2 separate regions of the Homo sapiens genome follow, and region 1 is linked to region 2. Evidence: chromatin contacts called from ENCODE Hi-C or POLR2A ChIA-PET data. All regions are on one chromosome and are shown on one strand. Each heading gives the region's core, a stretch centred on a gene start or an enhancer-like site at or near the end of the contact. The rest is flanking DNA. Distances are from core to core; before and after follow the strand shown.

Region 1 (5,622 bases), core at 2,011-4,510, 470 kb after region 2:
CACTGCTGTGTCTTCCAGGAGGTAGAGCACAACCCCCACCCCGAGGCCAGGGCTGCAGAGCGACTTCCTCCCAAAGCGGACAGCATGGAGGGGGGGTCTCAACCCAGCAGGGGCCAGCTCAGCCTCACGGTGAGTCAGGTGACAGGGTGTGCCCAATACAGTGGAGTGACAGTGGCACTTCGCCTCTGGGGGCTTCCTCCCCAAACCCAGTCCCTTCCTGTACCCATTAGAAAAACATCAGACAGATCTTCAGCTGACAGGCAGCTTCCTCAGAACAGTCAAGGTCATTAAAACCAAGAGGAGTCTGAGAAACTCACAGCCAAGACGGGCCGAGGGAGCCATGACATCTGAATGTCACGTGGGATCCTGTACGGATCCTGAGGCAGAAAGAGTCCGTTAGGGAAAAATGAAGGAAACCTAAGGTATGGGCTTTAGTTAACTATTAATTACTTAACGCTCACTATTTCTCTGTTGATACTGGTTCCTTCCATGTGACGAACGTACCACACTCATGTCAGAGCAACAGCATGCGGGGACGGGGGAGCTGCATGGAGCTCTTGGCACCATCTTTGCCATTTTTCTACGAATCTAAAGCCTGTCTAAAATAGGGCTGATTCCAAGAGCTCCCCCAGGGTCAGGAGGCACTGCTGCCTGAGCCACATCTGAGGAGGGACGGGGACTCCCAGCGACAGGAGGCTCTCAGGGCTGAGAGCAGATGTGCCTTCCCGGCCCAGAGCCCCGCAGGGAGGCAGGGGCACATCCTCCTCGGCCTGGGGGCTGGGTGTTGATACAGCCCTCTCCCTTCTGGGAGCGCCAAGCACATTTTTCAGATGAGAAAACTGAAAACAGGGAAAGGATACTTGACCAGGGTCACATTTTTGTCCAAGAACCAGGAATGTTCGGTCATCACATCGCCACTCCGGGCGGCCGCTCCTATTCTGGACCCAGTGCTCTGGTGCCTCCGCCGCGGGATGCCAGCCTGGAGCTGCCTGGGCCTGCAGCGCGTGACCTGCCACCCTCGAGCCTGGGCAGCTGGGCCATGAAAGGATGGACCCCAGGTTTGACACTGCACACAGCCCCTGCTTTCTGCCCAGATGGAAAGTTAGTAGGAGAAAGAAAATTATTTTTTAAACAGCAAAATTAGGCCAGGCGCGGTGGCTCACGCCTGTAATCCCAGCACTTTGGGAGGCCGAGGCGGCTGGATCACGAGGTCAGGAGATCTAGACCATCCTGGCTAACACGGTGAAACCCCGTCTCCGCTAAAAATACAAAAAATTAGCCAGGTATGGTGGCGGGCGCCTGTAGTCCCACCTACTTGGGAGGCTGAGGCAGGAGAATGGTGTGAACCCAGGAGGCGGAGCTTGCAGTGAGCCAAGATCGTGCCACTGCACTCCAGCCTGGGGGACAGAGCAAGGCTCCGTCTCCAAAAAAAAAAAAAAAAAGCACAGAGATGACACAAATGAATGAGGAAGGCCCAGAAGCTGAGACAGAACAGAGTGGTCCGGCCTCTTTCCAGCCCTGAAAGCTGGGCTGTGGCTACACAGCCCCCGCCTGAGCCCAGAGCCTCAGCACCCACACCTGGGTGGTGCCTTCCAGCCACAGGGGAAGGGCAGAGGCTGCTCTCCTTTCACGTGCATGTGACCCAGGCACAAAGAGCCTGAAAGCCAAGCTCCTGGGAGACGGGCGCCACAGGCAGCAGCTTATCAGCAGGCTGCATCCCCTGCGAGGTGACAGGGAGGGTCATGCAGCCGCTGCCCTCCTGGTTGAGCCGTCCTGGGGTGCACACACCACAGCAGGCTGGCACATGGAACACTGTCCACATTGTCAGGGCACATGGAACCTGCCACTGGCAAATGGCTCAATGGGTGGTGGGGTTGCGTCACCGGGTGGTGGTATCTTCATTGGGTGGCGGGGTTGCGTCACTGGGGGTTGTGTCACTGGGGGTTGCGTCACCGGGTGGCAGGGTTGTGTCACTGGGGGTTGCGTCACTGGGTGGCGGGGTTGTGTCACTGGGTGATGGGGTTCTGGAGGGAGCACCTCAGTGCGTCAGGAGGAGGGCTCATGCTCGGGACCAGGCCTTGCCCAGGGCAGGGGGGTGGAGGGGCCCCACTGGGGTCCAGGCCCAGGCCCAGGCCCGCTGGCTTGGCCACTCATGCACTAAGGGCCCAGAACCCACCACCCCAGCTCTCAGCAGGGGGCGGGGGAGGGGCGCTGTGATGCCAGCAGCCAAGGGTGGGGCAGGGGCCTGCCTCTTTCCTGAAGAACAAACCACATCCAGACCCGTGGTGAGGCTGGGAGGCATGTGCTTCCCACACAGGTAGGTACAGCTCGGGAGAGCAACCGCACTCACATCAGGCCCCGTCCCTCCTGGGGAGGACGCACGAGGCAGCTCCCGCCCCATGAGGACAAGCTCTGGGATGTGTGTCCCAGGGCCCTGCATGAGTGGGTCCCACACGCTCACCACACCCGACAGCAGGCCTGAGCCGTCCTCACGGGCCACCCTCTGTGCGACAGAGTGAGGGGCAGGACAGGGTGTGCAGTGTTAGGTGGGCATCAGGGAAAGGTCCACTCAGGAGGGGAGACTGCAGCCCCTGTCAGAGGCACGAGAAGAGCATGGTGGATGCTCAGGGGCCTCAGCTGAGCACAGCAGGGTCTCTGTGGGGTGGAGGCTGTGGCAGAACAGTGAGTTGGGGGGACCCCCAGTGGGACCCGGCAGGAGCTGTGGTCAATGTCGGGGGAGGGGCACATGAGGGAGCTCGGCATCAGCAGAGCCACCAGGCTCCTCACAAGGGTGGGCCTGGGTGCCCCCGAAACGTCCCCCACAGCCCCCACGGGCCTCACGAGCTCACGCCCTGAGAACAGGGTACCTGTGCGGAGCACCGGCTGGAGCCCCAGCTCTCGGCCTCTGCAGGCTCAGGAAGCACCGTGGCCCGTGGCTCCCACTCATATCCCTCCACCTCTGGACCCGGGTCAGCCCCACAGCTCGGAAAGGGCCACCCCTCCCGGACACTCACCTGCGGGCTTGGCGCCGGCTGCCAGCCTCGAGCCCCAGCAGCTCGGGCAGGGCATCCCTGAGAGGGTGCAGGTCCCCCACCACCACCGTGGCCCTCCGCCTCCGCTCCTCCCTGTGCTTCTGCTCAGCCAGTTTTATGGCTTCGATTTCTAAGGAAGGAGAAACGACGTTAGAGGCAAACAAGAGGCAGAGGAGGAGCCCAGGCCCAGAGCCTCTGGCCCACGAGAGACCTGGCAGGGTGCCCGGCCCTGCTGCCTCTCTCCTTCCCGCTGTCACCCCCATTCCGCCCCTGGGAACCTGCAGGGCGGGCAGGCTTGAGTTATTTTCTTCCCCTTAATGACAGAGCTGCGCTTTTTAATCGCAGGGCTGACAATGAGGTGGAACTGCAGCCACTGAGGATTTCTCCTGCAAAGGGACGCTGGCAACTGTGGCCGGAGCACGCGTAGGGGAGTGCACACAGCCACCGAGCAGAGGGGACAGAGGGGAATGAGGAAAAGGGGCCCTCAACTTAAGATGGCAAGTCACAGCCTGGGAGGCTCAGCTTTGTTCCCAGGAGGGAGAGGGCTCCCCAGAGGGAAGGGGAGAAGCCCCAGGACAGACCTGAGGGCTTGGGGCCATGGGGGGTGGCAGGTAGGGCTGAGGCCTCCACGCTAGAGAAGGGATTTGGGCAGGGTCTGGACAGAAGGGGTATGGCCTTGGGATTTGATTTAATTTAAAAATGTATTTATCTCAAAACTGCTAAGAGAACACATGCTCGGACATGCTGCTCACTGCACGTGGCTCCTGGAGGCTGTGGAGCGCGGACGGCCTGCTCTCTTCAGGGCAACCCACCGGGACAGGCCTGCAGCTCAAACACTGCCAGCTCGTGACACAGGCCCGGGCATGGCAGACCTGTGCCCCCTGGGGGGAATGCCCAGGTTTCCAGAGGTGACAACAGCCAGCTCCTCTCCAATCCCGCTGTCTGGGACAGCGGCGCCCCTCTCAGCCCCCAGGGCAGGTGGCTCGCAGAACAAGGTGTGAAGGGCCCACCCTGACCAACCCGAAATCAGGGGATGCCACCCTGCCCTGGGTCCCTGTAGCAGGGTGTGTTTACCTGGCTCCAAATCACTGACAAGAACCTGGGACAAAGACCACCCTTCCTCTGGGTCCTCAGCCCCCAGTGCAGGTTGAGAGCTTGGAAGGTGTACACCAGCTCTCCACAGCCTTGGGAATCACGGGGGTTTATAAGGTAAGAATCCAGCGCTTACTCCACCCTGCCTGGACTGTGGTAGACACGTTACTCGGCACCTCATTAAAAGAGAGCCAGGGCACCCTGGAAGCTGGGGTAGGGAGGGGCGGGCCAGGCCAGATGGCTCCTTCACAGGCTGCAGACCCAGGCCAGGAAAAGCAAAGCAGAGGCATGTGGTTCCCGTGAGGACAGACACAAAGGCCCGCACCTCAGCAAGCCAAAGCCAGAAGCCTTTCAAAAGAAGGATACCTTGTGCCCAAGCAGGGTGAGCCCCAGGCATGCAAGGATGGTTCTCCCGGGAAATGCCTCAGGGTGACCCTCCACAGTGGCCACTCAAGAGGCAAGAAAGCCTATGGTCACCACCACCAGTGTGCAGAGGATTCTGCACAATTCACTGCCCACGCATGAGAAAAATTACAATGAAACCACAAACGGAAGGAAGCTCCTTGACAGATGAGCTGCTAGAAACCCACAGTGAGTATCACATTTCAGGGCAAAACATTAGACACTCAATGATAAATCCGAGCAAGGAAAAGATGACCACAATATCGACAATCCCACCCGGCCCACTCAATTCTGAGGGGGAGGGAGGGAGCGAGGCAGTGGCGGGGCGGGACCCACGGCCTGGGAACACTCAGCACTGCTCTCATCTGCAGCACCTAGGGGAGGTCCCACACAAACACCAGCTTCCAAGCAGCCAGGAGAACCAACGGGAGAGTGCAGTTCTTCTCTGTCAGTTACTCCGGAAAAATCGGATGCTGCCTCAGCTAAAATTTCAACGGGATTTTTAGTCAAACCTGTGCAGCTAATTCTAAACTTTATGTTTTAAAAACAACTAAATGCATAAGAATAGTAAAAACATTTTTTACAAAGAACAAGCAACAAGAAAGTAGGGCTATCGGATATTAAAGCAAATTATAAAATAACAGAAATTAACAGCGTGGCAAAAGTGCTGATGAACACTCAGTGGACGCAGGGCAGACCAGGCAAAGTGTGAGCATGACACGTGAGGTTAGATAAACTGGGGTCCTCCTGGGGAAAGAGTCAGAGTCCCTCTCACACTGTTCCTAAAAATCAGTATGTATGAATTAAATACTAAAAACAAAGAGGAATCAAAGGCCAAAAAATACAGCAGGAGCCACTCGACTGGATTAGAAATCAAGGAAATGTTGCACCTCATAGACTGGCAAATTTTTAAATGTTTCATAATATCGAGTGTTCGAGGACGGAGGGAGCTGATGGGTGGGTGTGAACTGGCCCAGCCGCCTTGGAGGACAACTGAGGGTTGGGAAAGTCAAGTGGGACATGTGTGTGGTTCCAACTACCCACCCTCCCGCCCACAGGGCATGGGGAGCCACTGTCCACGGCACGGCTGGGGCAC
Region 2 (5,755 bases), core at 1,906-4,405:
CTCCTCCTCCCTCCGCCCACCCCCACCCCACCTTCCTCCTCTTCCTTCCTCCCTCCCCCCACCCCCTTCTTCCTCTTCTCTCCTCCCGCCCCCACCCCACCTTCCTCTCTTCCTCCCATCGACCCCCTACCCACTTCCCAGGACTCACACCTGCAGTGCGGCATCCCGGCATCCCTATATCTGTCCCCAGGAGGGCGGGTTCACCCCACCATCCCCACCTGCACCCACAGAAGAATGGGGACCAGGGCTGCGAGAAAGCAGGACAGTGGCTTTCCTTCAGCCCTTGGTGCTCCAGGGACAAATCCCACTGAGCACGTCCCTCAGGAAACCATGCAGGGTCAGAACCAGCCCCCGGCTTCCCCTCTGACTGGGCTTTCCCGACCCAGGCTCTCAAGCCACAGCCTGTCAGCATCACAGGAACCAGGGCCTGGTCTAGGACCGGCTGTTCAAAGGCCCTGGGTCACCCCTCACCAGAGAGACCCCAGCACAGCCCAAAAGAGAGAAGCGATGCCCCTTTCCGGGAAGCCCGGCTCTGGGGGCTGCAACCCACCGGGACCCCCGCCAAGACGTGGGGGAGCCCCCATCTCCCCACTGCCAGTCAGCCCAGATACATCCACGAACCACCTGCATATACAGTCTTTGGTTAGGAAGGAGGTGGAAGTGGAACGTCCAGATGCAAATTCATTCAGCCTCTGCCACCCTCTGAGGAGAAGATGCACTGGGTTCTTCTCCATGATTTTTTAAAGGCTGTTGTAACAGCCCTGCTTGTACATGCCAAGCCTCTGAAGCTCACAGAGCCACGGGAAGCCCTCACCCCGACTCAGGCAGGGAGTCCCAGCCTCTGGCCTGATGCTCAGAACTGCTGCAAACCCCCCCGGAGAGAGCAAGGAAAGTAGGTCTCATGCACAGACTCTCTCACCTGGACCTGTTAATGGCTGCCTGGGGGGTCAGATGGGAAAGGTACCTGGTTTCTGAACTGAGAACAGAGGTTTCAGGAGCTCCTGCGCCCGTCCCAGCACGGGCCGCCTGTCCCCGAGGGCAGAAATGCTGTGGCCCTGCACCCTCTGGTCAGATGCTTCTGTCCTGCCCTGCCACAACCCCCTCCTGCAAGAGCTTGAATATCACCACCCCCCGGTGAAGCCACTGCCTCTGGGTTTCTGGATCATGCACCCATGAGCCACAGGAGCACAGGCTTGCACAGGAAGTGTCTGCTCACACACCTGGCCCATGCACCTGCTCACACACCTGGCCCATGCACCTGCTCACACACCTGGCCCATGCACCTGCTCACACACCTGGCTCATGCACCTGCACACACATCTGTTTGGCACCTGAGCCCCCAAAGGGTGGGTGTTCATTCCCCTCCGCCCCTGATGGTCTCTTTCCCACCGTGCACAAAAACTGGGGTTCCTGGGGGGCTCACCTGACACCACCTGGCTCCTGGCACCTGCTCAGTGCCCCTCAGCCTGTCATGCCATGCCACAGCCCCTCCCCTGGCCAGTGCTTTCAGTGAACCCATTTGCAGGGGAGAAAAACTGAGGCACAGAGAAGACACATGACCCAACAGTCACACGGCTGGCCAAAGAGATGCTGCCTGTCAGTGTAAAGAAAATTATCGAATCCCACATGGGACCAAGAGCTCAGGAATGTGAGCTGCTGGGGGCTCCAAATGCCATCCAGCTCATCTCCCCCAGGGGTGACTTCAAAAGGTGTTCTTGCAGGAGCTCTTCTCATAGGACAAGCCCAGCTCACAGGGGCCACGACAGCCACGCGAAAGGAGCCTCCTTGCAGGCCCTGGGCCGGCATCTGTTGGATCAACCTGAATCCACCCGAGACCTGCAAAGTCCCTGGTATTTTCTTGGTGCTCTGTGGCCCTGCTCACCTTCCAGACAGAACTACTACCAGGCACAGGCACAGACGCACACAAAGACGACCAGAGAGGCTCCCGGGCTCCACTCTCATGGAGCTGGTCCAATCCACACACAATGGGTACTAGCAACCTCAAATTTTAAAGTTTGTTTAAAGCATGTTACCTATAAAAATAAAGGGCTTTTAAGAGCCGTAAGTGGAAAGATTGAACTAAATGTTCTGTCCTATCATCCAAACTTTCTGTCCACATCTGAACAAACCCAGCGCGTCCCTCTCTCCTTGTCCTTCTATAAACTCACAAGGTCAGAAGGAATCAAACATGAAAGGGTGTCCGTGACCCTCTCGAAATGAAGCCATTGTTGCTGTTTTCTTTGGCTAAATGACTCAGTCAAGTTTCGAAGAGGATTAACATCTGTGTACACTGCTGTTTTTTCTAGAACCTATTTGGGGTTTCTCATACTTATTCTAGGAAAAGTAGATGCAGGAGGCACCTCTCCCTAGAGGGGTGAATTTAGTGGGACATTTGGCATAACTCTGCCGGAGGGGTTGGCACAGGCATCTGTCTTCTGCAGCCTTGATTTCTGTGGGTGGAGGGTGAGGCCCCTCCCGGCTGTACCGAGGGAGGCCTGCACAGGGCTGGCTCACAGAGCAGGCTTTTGCTGTAGGACAGCCTGCTACGGGGCCATGTCCCACCCTGACCCACAGAGCCACGTGCCCAGAGACATTTCAAGGAAGCTTCCAGATCCCAGCCCACGGACCCACGGAATGGCTCAAGATTCCCGCCAGCAATCACACAGAAACTGGCCATTGTCCTGCCGCGCTCTGACCCCAGCAGTATGGTCCAGATGCTCTGACTGGAGCCACAGGCTCTGAGATGCGGCAGATGTTAGGACTCGAGGGGGTTCTCACCCAAAAAGTGGGTGATGAAAAATGGCAATGTGGCTCCCAGCAGGGCCTGCATAGCCCAGGGGGCTGTGTCTGCAGAGCCTCCAGCTGAGCACCCCAGTCCATCCCACTCCAGGCCCTGTGCAGAGGGAGAGGAGGCCGCTAGGTAAATATCCACCTGATTTAAACCTGGAGGCAATCAATGGACCACATCACCCACAACATGAAGTGGGGGGTCCCTCAGCGGCATCTGCAAGGCTGCCTGCCACAGACTCTCACTGAGACCCTGGAATGTGGCCTCCGCCAAGGCCACCTCCGCCAGCCCAGCCCCAGCCCCAGCTCTGACCTTCAGGACCCCCCATGAGGGCACCTGTCCCCCAAATCCAGGGAGGCCCTGCTGGGGCAGGGAGAGGCCTGGGGCTTGTTCCAGTCTGTGCTCTGGAACTTTCCTTATCTCCAACCTGTGTCTGCTCTAAAGTGCTGGAAGGAGGCCAGTGGGGACCGAGGTGGGCACCGCCCAGGGCCTGCAGCCCACAGCAGGCTCAGCTGTGGGAGGGTCTCCATGGGCTTAATAGGATGTGGGCCGGGAAAGTAGCTTATGACACCCTTGTTAGCAATGGGGCAGGAATGAGAGCAGCCGTCACCAGGGCAGCAAGTGCAAACCAAACCAGGGCTGCCCTTGGCAGGAGCAGTGACCACCCACCCACTCACCCGCCTGGTACCCCCGCTGTACCCCGAGGAGCTGAGAGCAGGGGCTCTGCTGCCCCCACCAATGCGCGCGGCTTAGACCGTCCGCGACGGCCTGCCCTGCCTGTGCCCAAATTGTCTCAAATGGCAGACACCGAGAGCCGCAGAGAGCCAGCTGGGATTGTCTTGGGGGCCTTGGGGTCTGCTGGGCCCTCCAGAACATCACCACTTTCCGGGGGCTTCCAGGAATCGGTCAGAATGAGTCCACCCTCCTGTGGGCCGTCTAGGCCTGGCCTCCACCCCTGACCCCCAGGGCCGCCTGGTCCTGCCTGCCCCCCTCCCCTGGGCCGCCGAGTCCTGCCTGCCCCCCTCCCCTGGGCCGCCGGGTCCTGCCTGCCCCCTCCCCTGGGCCGCCGGGTCCTGCCTGCCCCCCTCCCCTGGGCCGCCGGGTCCTGCCTGCCCACCTCCCCTGGGCCGCCGGGTCCTGCCTGCCCCCCTCCCCTGGGCCGCCGGGTCCTGCCTGCCCCCCTCCCCTGGGCCGCCGGGTCCACACACGCTCCGCTGTCTCTGCAGCCAGCACTGGCCCTGCACACAGCAGGTGCTCGGTGGAGGTCACCTGGGCCTCCCCAGGTCTCTGCAAACACTGACCCTCTGTCCTTGGCCCAGAAGGGGTGGGACACCCTGTCTGTCCGTCGCCCACCCTTGGAGAGCACAGAGGCAGGCTCCCTCCCAGGCCTGCCTGACAGCCCAGATAAGCCGCTATGAATGGAATGCGACCTCCTCCCGCACAGGAGCGTCACCCCCAGCCTCAAACCAGCAAACAAACCACCTGGAAGCCAAGAGACCAGTGCCTGCCTGAGAACAGTCCTGCTCGGCCCGCCCGTCAACAGGCAAGGGCACCCCGGGACTTATTTCTAGGTCTTTCTACGGACTTGATTTTCAATGGCCCAGCTGACTAAGGGCGGGCGAGGTGGTCTACGTGTTCTGTTCCATCTGATCCGCCTTGCTCCCGAGCTGACCCTGCCTCATGGGGTGACCACGGCCGGCAGAGCCTCGTGATCCCGGCTTCCCAGGGCAGCCCCACAAAGGAGCTTGCTTTGGTGGACGAGTGCGGGCTGAGGGCCGGGGAAAGCCAGCCGGGCCACTGACGCTCCCTTGCAGTGCAGCCTCCTGCCTAGAAATAAAGGCAAGTTCTCCCAGACCAGCCACGAGACCCCGGGCCGAGACGCGCCATCTCCACATTCTTGGGCTTCCAGAGACTTAGGCAGCCACCCACGCGCTCCATCAGCCTTTGTAACCGGACCCGGGGTCACCAAGAATGACCCTGAACCTGCCCAGAGTGGATGCCCCACCCGGTCCCTCCTCAGCAGCTCCCTTGGGCACAGCTGGAGCAGAAGCCCAGGATCCCAGTCTCGAGCCCCCTCCCCAGCAAGCAGCAGGCAGCAGAGGACCCGGGTGGCAGGCAGGCCCCTCCTGCCATGTCAGTCGTAGCCTATGAAAAGGCTGTGTCCTCCCAGAGCATTCAGGGTGAGAGGCACCGGGGAGGTGCTTCGACCTATTCAGAACCTTAGCTCTGACCACCACAGAGTTCCACACGCTCAGGAGAAGGCGAGAGGGCGCTAGAAAGATGGCGGCCCCCAAACCATGACCCCACTTCACATACAGGAGAGGGCGAGAGGGTGCTAGAAAGATAGGGGGCCCCCAAACCATGACCCCACTTCATGGACACAGCACATGCAGGCGAGGGCGAGAGGGCGCTAGGGAGACGGGGGGTCCCCAACGAGAGGGCGCTAGGGAGATGGGGGCCCCCAAACCATGACCCCACTTCACATGCTGGAGAGGGCGAGAGAACGCTAGGGAGACGGGGGGCCCCAAAACCATGACCCCGCTTCACAGACACAGCACATGCAGGAGAGGACGAGAGGGCGCTAGGGAGACGGGGGGTCCCCAATGAGAGGGCGCGAGGGAGATGAGGGCCCCAAAACCATGACCCCGCTTCACAGACACAGCACTCCTGGCCTGGCACCGCTGTAGAGACAGGAGCCGTTCTGCTGAACCAAGGCGGGCAGGCTTGGTTGGGGGAGCCCAGGTCCCGTGCACATGGGCCCAGAGGAGGTGGGGAGGGGGCACTGGCAGCTGAGGACACACTGGCTTTCACATGCCCTGGAGAGGATGCTGACAGGGGCTGCCAGAGCCTGTCCGTCACCCGCAGTCAGGCTCCCAGCTCCACCGTCCTGGGATCCTGCCGCCTGCTCATGAGCATGTTCATTAGCTCAGAACTCAAAACTAGAAGATGCCTCCAGCCCCATCATGA

The links. A loop is a pair of places that touch in the nucleus more often than their neighbours do. ChIA-PET counts read pairs that join two places held with the same protein, here RNA polymerase II (POLR2A). Pooled maps may share reads with other maps.
Region 1: a loop to region 2 is called in a pooled map, with 2.5 times the contacts of the local background. The contact joins two enhancer-like sites. A Hi-C loop is called at or near these places in 8 of 168 maps with a recorded cell type or tissue (CD4-positive, alpha-beta T cell, K562, adrenal gland and 5 more), 2 of 37 single-sample maps with no recorded cell type and 7 of 50 pooled maps. POLR2A ChIA-PET finds 5 or more read pairs at or near these places in 1 of 52 experiments (Caco-2).

The regions. Positions count from the first base shown.
Region 1 is chr21:44,964,574-44,970,195 of GRCh38, reverse strand. It overlaps SLX9 (SLX9 ribosome biogenesis factor), which reads right to left. Exons shown (of 6, transcript NM_058190.4): 4 at 3,015-3,162. Among named protein-coding and RNA genes, the nearest start is that of LINC00163, 27 kb to the left of the region's middle. RefSeq lists enhancers at 1-241, 1,687-2,267. Within about 2 kb of position 3,260, at least 12 of the 41 ENCODE cell types and tissues checked have a DNase peak (open chromatin) inside an H3K27ac peak, as active enhancers do.
Region 2 is chr21:45,429,576-45,435,330 of GRCh38, reverse strand. All of the region lies in intron 2 of COL18A1 (collagen type XVIII alpha 1 chain), which reads right to left. Among named protein-coding and RNA genes, the nearest start is that of COL18A1-AS1, 7.4 kb to the right of the region's middle. RefSeq lists enhancers at 253-1,102, 2,302-3,298, 3,299-4,297 and a silencer at 4,166-4,350. Within about 2 kb of position 3,155, at least 7 of the 41 ENCODE cell types and tissues checked have a DNase peak (open chromatin) inside an H3K27ac peak, as active enhancers do.